2 separate regions of the Homo sapiens genome follow, and region 2 is linked to region 1. A link is a contact called in ENCODE Hi-C or POLR2A ChIA-PET data. All regions are on one chromosome and are shown on one strand. The core of a region is the stretch at or near the end of the contact, and the rest is flanking DNA. Distances in the headings are between cores, read along the strand shown. Region 1 has its middle 77 kb from the start of IKZF1. Region 2 has its middle 41 kb from the start of IKZF1.

The links. A loop is a pair of places that touch in the nucleus more often than their neighbours do. ChIA-PET counts read pairs that join two places held with the same protein, here RNA polymerase II (POLR2A). Pooled maps may share reads with other maps.
Region 2: a loop to region 1 is called in a map of CD4-positive, alpha-beta T cell, with 2.7 times the contacts of the local background. The contact joins two enhancer-like sites. A Hi-C loop is called at or near these places in 12 of 168 maps with a recorded cell type or tissue (CD14-positive monocyte, CD4-positive, alpha-beta T cell, CD4-positive, alpha-beta memory T cell and 5 more), 20 of 37 single-sample maps with no recorded cell type and 17 of 50 pooled maps. POLR2A ChIA-PET finds 5 or more read pairs at or near these places in 16 of 52 experiments (CD4-positive, alpha-beta T cell, CD8-positive, alpha-beta T cell, GM12878 and 10 more).

The regions. Positions count from the first base shown.
Region 1 is chr7:50,225,108-50,229,972 of GRCh38, forward strand. No RefSeq gene overlaps it. Among named protein-coding and RNA genes, the nearest start is that of IKZF1, 77 kb to the right of the region's middle. Within about 2 kb of position 2,689, at least 3 of the 41 ENCODE cell types and tissues checked have a DNase peak (open chromatin) inside an H3K27ac peak, as active enhancers do; they include CD4-positive, alpha-beta T cell, where a contact is called at or near this core.
Region 2 is chr7:50,260,869-50,265,733 of GRCh38, forward strand. No RefSeq gene overlaps it. Among named protein-coding and RNA genes, the nearest start is that of IKZF1, 41 kb to the right of the region's middle. Within about 2 kb of position 2,208, at least 4 of the 41 ENCODE cell types and tissues checked have a DNase peak (open chromatin) inside an H3K27ac peak, as active enhancers do; they include CD4-positive, alpha-beta T cell, where a contact is called at or near this core.

The DNA of each region.
Region 1 (4,865 bases), core at 1,439-3,938:
GTTTTGCCATGTTGGCCAGGCTGGTCTCGAACTTCTGACCTCAGGTGATCCACCCACCTCAGCCTCCCAAAGTGCTAGGATTATAGGCGTGAGCCACTGCCTTTTATGTTATGTGTATGTTACCATAATTTTTAAGTATGATTTTTAAAATTGTAAAATTTTTTAAAAGCATAAAGTGAATCATACTTTAATCTTCTTAATATGAAGATGCTCACACATGCCTGAAAATTGCATTTTATAACAAACATTTTTGAACTCAAAGTAGTGTTATTGCTGTTTTACAGAAGAAAAAAGACACCATTACAGTGTCTTATTCAGGACCTAAGTCTGCACCTGACACTTAGTAGAAACTTAAAAGATGAACGAATGAAGGAAAAAACAAACTGAGATTCAGAAAGCTTAATTTGCTTTCCCACTCTTATGTAGCTGGTAGGTAGTTGGGCCAACATGTAAGCCAGTCCCTCAATTTCTGCCTGTCTCATTCATTCCACTATATCATGCTATCTGCCATAAATACATTCCCTGCATGATTTTGTCTGTACTTCAAGGAACTGTTAATAATTTAGAAAAACAAGTAATGCACATTCATCATTCTTCATTAGTTTAAGCACCACAAAACAAAGCAAAACAAAATCTAGAAAAAAGGTCAGGGTTTCCCCGAAGCTAAAAGGCAAGATTTTCCTAAATGTTGTTTTGATAAATTAACAAGCAGAGAATTTCCTCAACACTTAAGCATGAGCATGATCCTACACCACCTATTGTCAGGGTCCTGTGACATCCTGGGGCTCAGCAGTAATGCTCCAGGGCATGAAATGGCCTCTCATGTCTTTCCGTAATCCCATACAAAACAGCAGAAATCGCTAGAATAAGGGGCTTAGATGCTTGTCACTTTGGCTCATGCATCAAGGCATCTCACGTTAGCTAGGGACTACTTCCACAGGGACCCAAACATCTCCTTAAAAGTAAAAAGATGTTATTTGTCAAAAGATTTGTTTACTTGATACAAAATATGAATATATTTATGGCTACTTGGATTTAAAATCATGTTTAAGCTGGATATTGAATCACAAGTGTGCCCATTTACATATAAATATTTGGCATTAAATATTTAGATAAGTGAAGAAATAATTCAGGATCCAACACCAAGGAGACAATAGAATATTGTGACAGAGCTCAGGATCTGAAGTCCAACAGCCTGGATGAGAATCCCAGCACCAGTGCCTCCTAACCACACACTCTTGAGCAAGACCCTTCACTTCCACGTGCTTCATTCATTTTCTTTATCTGTCAAGTGAGTTCATGACAATACATATCTCAGAGTGTTACTATGAGAATTAAAATACAGAGCACGTGTAAAGCATTTAGCATAGTGCCTGCAAATAGTAATCTCTCAAAAAACGTAAGCTGATGCACTCCTTTACAAACAAAGAGTATCTCTCTAAAACTCAGATTTCTAGGCACAGTCTCATCAGTGTCAAAGCAATCAAAAAAACAAACAAAAAAGAGGTAGCATTCCAAGGTCCAAGGCTCTCAAAAGAAAGTGTGCTCAGAGGTTTGGATAATGCTCAAACACGTAGCTTGGGTTTGAATTCTCAAAGAAAGTGCTTAAGATGAAAAGGACATATAATCAAGGTCAAAAATATGAGCAGATGCTTGATGATTAGAATGACACTTGTGGAACTAATACAGCGAAGATGGCTCCTCAGGCTGTGTTCCGAGCCAGAAAGGTGCAGACTGGAGTGGCCCAGTGCTGGTGATGGAAAGTGTGGGGAATCCCTGATAAAAGCAAAATGAAGCCCAGGATGAGTGGGGAGGTAAGAGTTTCAGGCTGTGCTGATTCATCTCAAGCCCAGTAAAATTACATCCCAGGCAACAGAGAAAATTTACTAAGCTGACTTTTAATTGCTGTCAATATGGTGCAGAGGCTTTAGATGCAGAGGGGCCCTGAGATCAAATTTCTGTTCTGCCGTCCTCTGTTTCACTTCAGAAAGAATCAAATTTGGGCTGATTTTCTTATCTCTTATCTTCTTAGCTCTGTACATCCCATCTGATTCATTTATATGATGAGAATGGTAGTATTAGGTTGAAAAGTTTACAATAGCCAATACTGAATTATTTTTACCTCCATAATTAGCAATTTAATATGGTTTAACCTAATGGCTAATTTGCATACATGGTAAGGAGAGTAATGTTAGATAACATATAGGTTTACTCCAGTTAGCTTGAAATATATCTGTTCTCTCATTCACCTATATTGGAAGATTTGACAGAAAATTAGAATTAGGAAAATACCAGAAAATGGCCTGATTTTATACAAAGAGGATATTCATAGTTTAAAAATTAGAGTACTCTAAATAAACTCTAAACTCAAATTCCTTAATAATAATGATAATGTCAGGAATGTCATAATGCCCATAGCACTTTTTCTATCATTGTCTTATTTTGATTCTTATAACAATCTTAGGAGCTATACAGCTAATACTGGTCCCCTTGCCACACTTCCAGAAAGCAAGGGACTTACTGGTCCAAGGACAATACATAAATGGCAGACACAAAGCTCCTAGCAAAGTCTGTGATTCCACAATCAGCGCTCTTTCCACTGTACCATACTGTCTTCTATATTTACAAGCAAAAATTCCCAGAACTAGGTCTTCAGATCTAAGCAAAGCGAGCACTTGGCTGCTAGGTTCCATGTCCCCGGTGTCCTTGGTAGAGGGAGCTCTGAGTTACTCGGAAACTGAGGGAGGGGCAGCGATTCTCATTATTTGCTTAAGTGGGTGGTAAGTACCAAATATTTTCTGTTTGGAACTAAGGTTTCCAACTCCTGGGGATTCTTACAAAACAGCTAAGTTATCTGAGCTGCTGTGAATACAGAGGAACTCCTTGCGTCATTATCTAGTGGAGGGAATCAGGATTTGGGTTTCAAGTTGGCAGTTCTTAGAATCAGTTTCCTATTTTCAGCTAAACGTCACCTTCCTCATTTTGTCCTTTCTGTCATAGATTGTAATACTTCCTGACATGCTCCTTTTTAAAATGGGAAGAAAATCCATGTATTTAAAAATTCCACTTATTTAACTACATAAGCACTGAACACTATTGTGCAAAGATAATTGTGGTTTAACTGCCACAGTTAGTATCAAAATCAACATATATTTCCTGTCTTGCTGTTTTTCTGCATTAATCTCATTACAGTTCAAATCCAGGAGAATATCTATCCTGAAGCATAGCACATGTGCCCGTGTTCTCCTACTGAATGTGACTGTCATGTAGGCAGCTGGTGTTCTGGAGGAACTTTCCAAACACCTCCAACTTCTGTGGAGAGCTCGGCGTTCTCCATCCCGCTCCCCCTTTAGTGAATGAGAAGCATGTCAGCCTGCACAAGAGCCAATACAACAATTCTTTTTGGCAGTAGCTAATTGTTAATGACTTCTTCAATGTATTCATTTCAAAGACAAAAGTAATAATAGATTACACACAAAAGTCTCCTTAAAAATCCCATCTTGTCCACACCCAATCTCATCTCTAGCAAAAACCCAGAATTTTATTTTAATTTGTGTTTGTAGTTATAGGAAACTTCATCTTTATCTTGTTAGATTATTTTAAAATTTTAACTAAATTTGTCTTTTTAAATGAGAAAAGCAAAACAAACCCCTTCCAGTTAGAAGTGTTCCTCTTTTCTCTCAATCTTCAGCAGTATTTTAAGGCTTAAAGGAAGCAAGTCTCGTCCTAAAATGTAAATATAGACCTCCCATTGGCTCCAGACATGGCTTTGCTTTGTGGCTGAATTTTGCAAACGATCCAAAGCAGAGTGGTCATTCTGCATTACTGAAGTGCTCAAAATGCTCTGCCAAACATTCAATTGTTCACATTCATCATCAAGACAGGGCTGATCATGAAGGAAGGATACTCCATTTTCTTCATTCCAGGATGCCATTGATTGTAAAACTATCATAGATGTAATAATATTTGTAAACATTCATGTTGGGGAAATACTACAGACTAATTTCTCACGTGTTAACCTTTCTGATATTGGAAGGCATTGCATGATCAAAACATACATATTAATCACATACAGATCATGCTCTGCATTCCAATATTTGGTGTGTAAACATATAAGAAAACATGCACCTAGCTTTGGGAAAACTCAGTGTTTGTGTTTACTTTTTCCTCACTTGTTTATTTAGTGATCCCCCATCTTCATCTTCAGTCTATGTTATTGATTAATTGGAAACATTAAATTCTTTCCTTCTGGTGAAATTTTCAAAGGTAAGTTAGAATTCTAAAACATGGACTAGGCATCCCTGAACTGGAACTTGGTGATGGGGGTGATGGGAAAGAGGAAGGGTGCAGGAATGATCAAACTATTTAAGGAAATTTTGTTAGGAACACCAATTTCATCCAGGGTGGAAAAATTACAATATGTAGTCTGAGAGGAGTTGGTATTGATTTTGTTTGGTTTTGGCTTTATGAGGCTTAAGAATCAAAAATCATCTCTAGAGATTTTATTTTTTACATAAGAGAGGCTTAATGAAGATATTCTTGGAAAAATTTAATCATCCAGAGATCAGCTGGGTGCAAAAATGGTAATATGTATAGAAAACTGAGAGGTCAATATTTAGACCCTAGCCTATAAAGGACCCAGGATGGAAAGAAACAAATTACCTTGCTTTGGAGAACTATCCAGAGGCAAGGGAAAGAAAGATCATTGGTTAATTTAGGCAAGGCTCTATTCTTGCCAGGGCTTGTTATTTCTTGCCAGGGCTAGTCTGTTAATTTTATAATGTGTTTCCCTGTCTCCAAACCATTTTTAATGCATCTTTTTAGGGAAACCCCATTACGAGTGGATGATTGGGTATTTTGAAGAC
Region 2 (4,865 bases), core at 958-3,457, 35 kb after region 1:
AATGTGGTCCATTGCCATAGTTTGCTCATCCCTACCTGATTGATAGAGTCAAAAAAAAAAGAAAGAAAGAAAGAAAGAAGAAAAAGGAAGAAAGAAACCATAAGCATTGATCCCCACTGAGGAAGGGACTGTATCTTTTTAGTTCTGTATCTTCAGCCAGTTAATACATGAGATAACAGAGTTTAGGAGAAGTGGTGGCATCCCATGGAATCTCTAGGATGAAAGAGAAGTAGCTGGACTGACTTGCTGGTACAGTTTATAGAAATAGGATTACTTAGTTCTGGTAAATCTTTAGAGGGAAGGAACTAAAGATGAAATCTAACATAGTAAAATTTCATTCATAGTAAGTACCTAATATATTTATTTTATTTAATCATCACAAACCTTCCATTTTACAGTATTCCGCCTCAAGATCCCATAAGTATTAAATGGCCAAAGCAGGAATAGAAGAGGGTGGTAGCTTAAAGCTCAATTCTTTTTCCAGGAAGCCGAAAATAAATGGTGGTCATGAGCTCATCCTCTGCTGTCTCCATGCTTCTCTTTCAGTATTAACACATAGAGATCACAGTTAGGAAAGCATGAGCCTGGATCCCAGCAACAGCCCTGGGCTACTTCTTGCAGATCCTCATCACTGCCACTTAATGTGTATGAGCCTCAAAATTCTCTGGCTGTGTCATGGCAATGATAATGACTCTACCTATATCCCTGATAATTAGGAAGATCAAGTAAGATCATGAGAGTGAGAGTGTTTTGAAAAGTACAAAATATGATACAAATAGATGGTGGAACTTTTTTTTCATTCTTTATTGAGTTGGGCCTTATTTTTTTTCCAGAATGGACACATCTTTGTGAATCAATCACTGTGCTTTATAAGCATGTGTCAGCTTTTTCTACATGTGATGCGTGCCTGGATGCAGCCCTTGTTTATGGGCAGGCCTCAGTGTGGGAGAGATCTCTATCTGTGGGTATTCAGATAACTAGGACACCCTGTTCTGTTTATAAGTCAATCTTTTACTGATGGGATTTTGACTTTTTCCCTCCTAGTAGCATATTATGGACAATATTTGTTACTGGCATGACTAACTATAAAGTTAGAATACTCAGCACCCTCTTCCTAAATTATAGCAGCAATGATGGTAGAAAACACTCTTTTACAAAAGAGATATCTGACTTTCTCTGGTTTTGAATCTAATGAACATCAGGATGCTTGAAGTTTAAGGTTAGATAAGTATCAAGAAGCTGAATGCTTATCTGGAAACTTTGAACTTTCAGTGCCTATTTGGGTAGAAAATGTCATGATTATACTTTGTTGCCTGATTTCCATAACTTCCTGAATTTGAAGGGGCCAGAAATTCTTTGAAAAAAGAAAAACCACGGTGGAGTCCGACTGCCTCTGATGGCAAATAGAGTGAACCAAACAGAAGTGTTCAGGAACCATCTCAGCTTTCCATCTCCACCTAACCCTACCCCATAGATAACCCTGCACTTCCTGGATTTTAAACAATCGGTAGTTGGATGGCAGGGAGTTGCAGGATTTCTGTTTTTCATTTGTACCTGGCAGTTTTATCTCTCTGTGGAGTCAGGATAGTACAGCAGGCCACCACCCAGACCTTCCACTCACTGTCTCAAACTCCTCATCTGAAGATGTGAACAGAGATCACCATTTCACAAGGTTCTCATGGGAACCGGTAAGCCAACGTACATTTCCTGGCACACCTCAGGCTCTGAAAATGCCCATCTCCCTCCCCTTCTTCTTCTGCCTTCCACTGGGGGGACTTGTTCTGGTAATGGGACTGCCCTCCCCACCCACAAAAAAAATAGGTTATATAATCCACCATGTGTGTTATTGCACCATATGATGAAGAACTAAACAGACAACCTGTGAATTTCCATTGAGAGCTTGCACCCCAAGATGGAGTCAAGGTTTGAGAAGGCCATGCAGGAGGAGGGAGACTACACTCACCACACCACTTCTCTCTGGAATAGAGAGAAGGCCCCAAAGAGGTCACTCCCGTCTGGTTGATTAACCTTGCTTTAAGTCAATTAACAAACTTTTTCTTTGAAAATTTCCAAGCATAATTGTGATTATCCCTGACTACAACACATTGATTCAAAAGCACAATGGGAAAAGAGGAAGAAAAGGTCCCTCCCACCTCTGTCTCTTGCCTTTCCTAGATTAGGTGAGTGAACACAGTACTGAGTCATCACTGGACTTGATTCTCATTCAGTAGCCTCAAACCCAGTGAAGTTGGACAAAACAGGAAATGATCTGAAAGAGAAGATCTACAGGGGCCAATATGAAATGGCAGGGTGCTCTCCTCCCAGAGGAACTCTATATTAAACTGTGGAAGTTAACCAGATAATTGCCAACTCAGGATATTTCAGAATAGCAAATCTGATCTTTCTTTTTCAAACTGAAAATCCAGTAAGAAATGTTTTCTTACACTTTTGTTTTATATTATCTTTATCCTTTTCACTTATTTCTATCCTAAATGTCTATTAAATTTGAATTAATCTCTCCTTTGATACAGTTTCTCTCTTACTATCTGGTCTGTAAGAATTTAAGGCATAGACTATGTATATCTTTGTTCACCAGCATCGTTGGTGCTGGCATAGTTCCCAGCATAGTGGAGAAACAAAATCACTATATAATGCACTTTTTACTGTGGATTAAAGCCAAAAAGATTGTAAGTTCTTGAAGAAAAAAAATCTCTCTTTTGCTTCATATGCATCCCCCTCTACAAGGCTGAGCATCTCACCTTCCACATAACAAGTATTTATTATCAAATAAATGAATGAATGAACAAAAGTATTAAACATTTATTCAGAACCTTCTGGAGGGCAAGCTAAAAAGAAACGTAATGGAAGACAGGTTCCCTGTCCTTTATGAGGATAAAATTTAGTTGGGAAGGGATGATATAGATACAGAGAGTTAGATAACATTGTCAAGTAAATTTAAGTTACCTATGATGTGTGCAGACATGGAACATGGAAGAAAATTTACTAAAGACATAATCACAGGCAGTTAGGAATGCCTTCTGGGAGATACACAGACTGGAAGCAGCTCTTACAAGAAGGACTGTAGAAAATGGAAGATGTAGGTAAGGAAACTAAAATGTTGCCATGTGTTTGATGCATATTTTCTTATTTCATCTTCACATGTCATCAAAGAGGGGGAAAAAATAAGAGCCCATGCGTAGTAAATAGTGGGTCAGGATCTGAATCCAAAGCTAACTGACTCTGAAGAATATTTTCATTCTTCATGGGAATACCTCTCACCTGAAAATAGGAAGAAGGAATTAAATGAAGGGAGAATGGCATGAGAAAGGACCTGGAATTGGGGGGCATGCCTGGTTGCAACTGAAGCTGAAATGTTAAGATGGAGTGGAGTTAGTTTCCAGGGAGGCAATGCTAGAAACATAGATAGAAGCCAGATGAAAGCAATAGTCAAAAGCATGCTCTGCAGCTTGGACTTTGTTCTGTGCTTTGAATGGAAAACTTTTCAAAGATGTTAAAAGGTAATAAGTATTCCAGGAAAATTAGTCAAGCTCTTATATAAGGTAAAGTAAAATGGGAGGACTCAGAGGCAGAGAATGAGAGCTATTGCAAGCGCCCAGCGGAATGATGCTGACAGACTTGGGTAAAGTGAGTTATTCATTCATTCATTCAGTCCCTTAAGTATTCTCAAGTATCTCAAGAAATACAGCAAAAGAACAGGGCAGGTGCAATGCTTTTTCTAATGGCACCTACTTTCTAGTGGGGAAGAGAGACAGTTAAGAGGAAAAAAAATGAATATTGTTAGAGAGGAACAGCATCATGAAGAATCATCAGGATAGTGGGGTGAAGAGTCAGATAGAGGGGCTGGTGATGTGCGAGGTTGAGTGGACAGGGAAGGCCTCAGGAGGGCAGAACAAGCCCCAGGACCAGAAAGACCAGGCAGCAGAGTGGGGAGGGAGCCTGGCTCAGGGAAAGTCTGCAGAGAGGACAGAGGTCTGACGATGCAGGGTTCATATTGAATGAGGGAAGAAAAACATGAATGAAAGACACACTAGGAAGATAGGTTCTGTTGTAGGTTCTGTGTGTCTTTGAACATGGGGGTAAGGAAGAACTTCAGGGTGATTTCAGACTTGTGATTCTCTAGGACTAAGAGGTGACAAGGAGAGGTGAGGGTTTGGCTTGGGGGGAAGGGGAAGTTTTCGGTTTTATGAAAAAGAGCAGTAGGAGATAGAGGTAGCCCATGACTCATTTGTGGCTTGAAACCTCTTTCTTATAAGAGCAAAACTATTTTCTTTCATACCATTGTGGAATTTCCGAAGCTGGAATTGCTGACTACATCACAGAACTCATTTGCTCAGCTGAGAATGTTGTGTGCCTTGGGAAAGGTGGTCACACCTACCTCTACCTACAACGTGTGAATGTGGAGTGTGCAAAAATGCCAAAGGGGCAGGACTCCAGGCATTTTTCTATCAAAACACATTTCACTAGTTTTAAATTTGGTTATGAATAGCTCTCCCAATTTTGAAATTGTTTTAAAGTTGGCTCAGAGTTAAAAAAAAAAAAACCAGCCACATTAAGAATGAAATCAGGGAGCATGAAATATAAAGGAGTGAAGATGGTGGAGGGTATAAAGAAAAACCTCTGTTGAGAGTTGAGGGATGGAAGATAACATACACAGAAGCTTAGAAACTGATTGAGGCCTTGACTCTGAGCTTCCTTGGCTTGTCTAAGTCAGGACAAAATAGGAAAACTCCAGTTTGCACAATTCACAGTCTGGTCACAGTGGATCTTGCTGCTTTTCAGGAAAAATCACATTCCTTGGCCCCGTGCTTTAGAAAGGTATATATGCATAGGATGCAAAATTATCA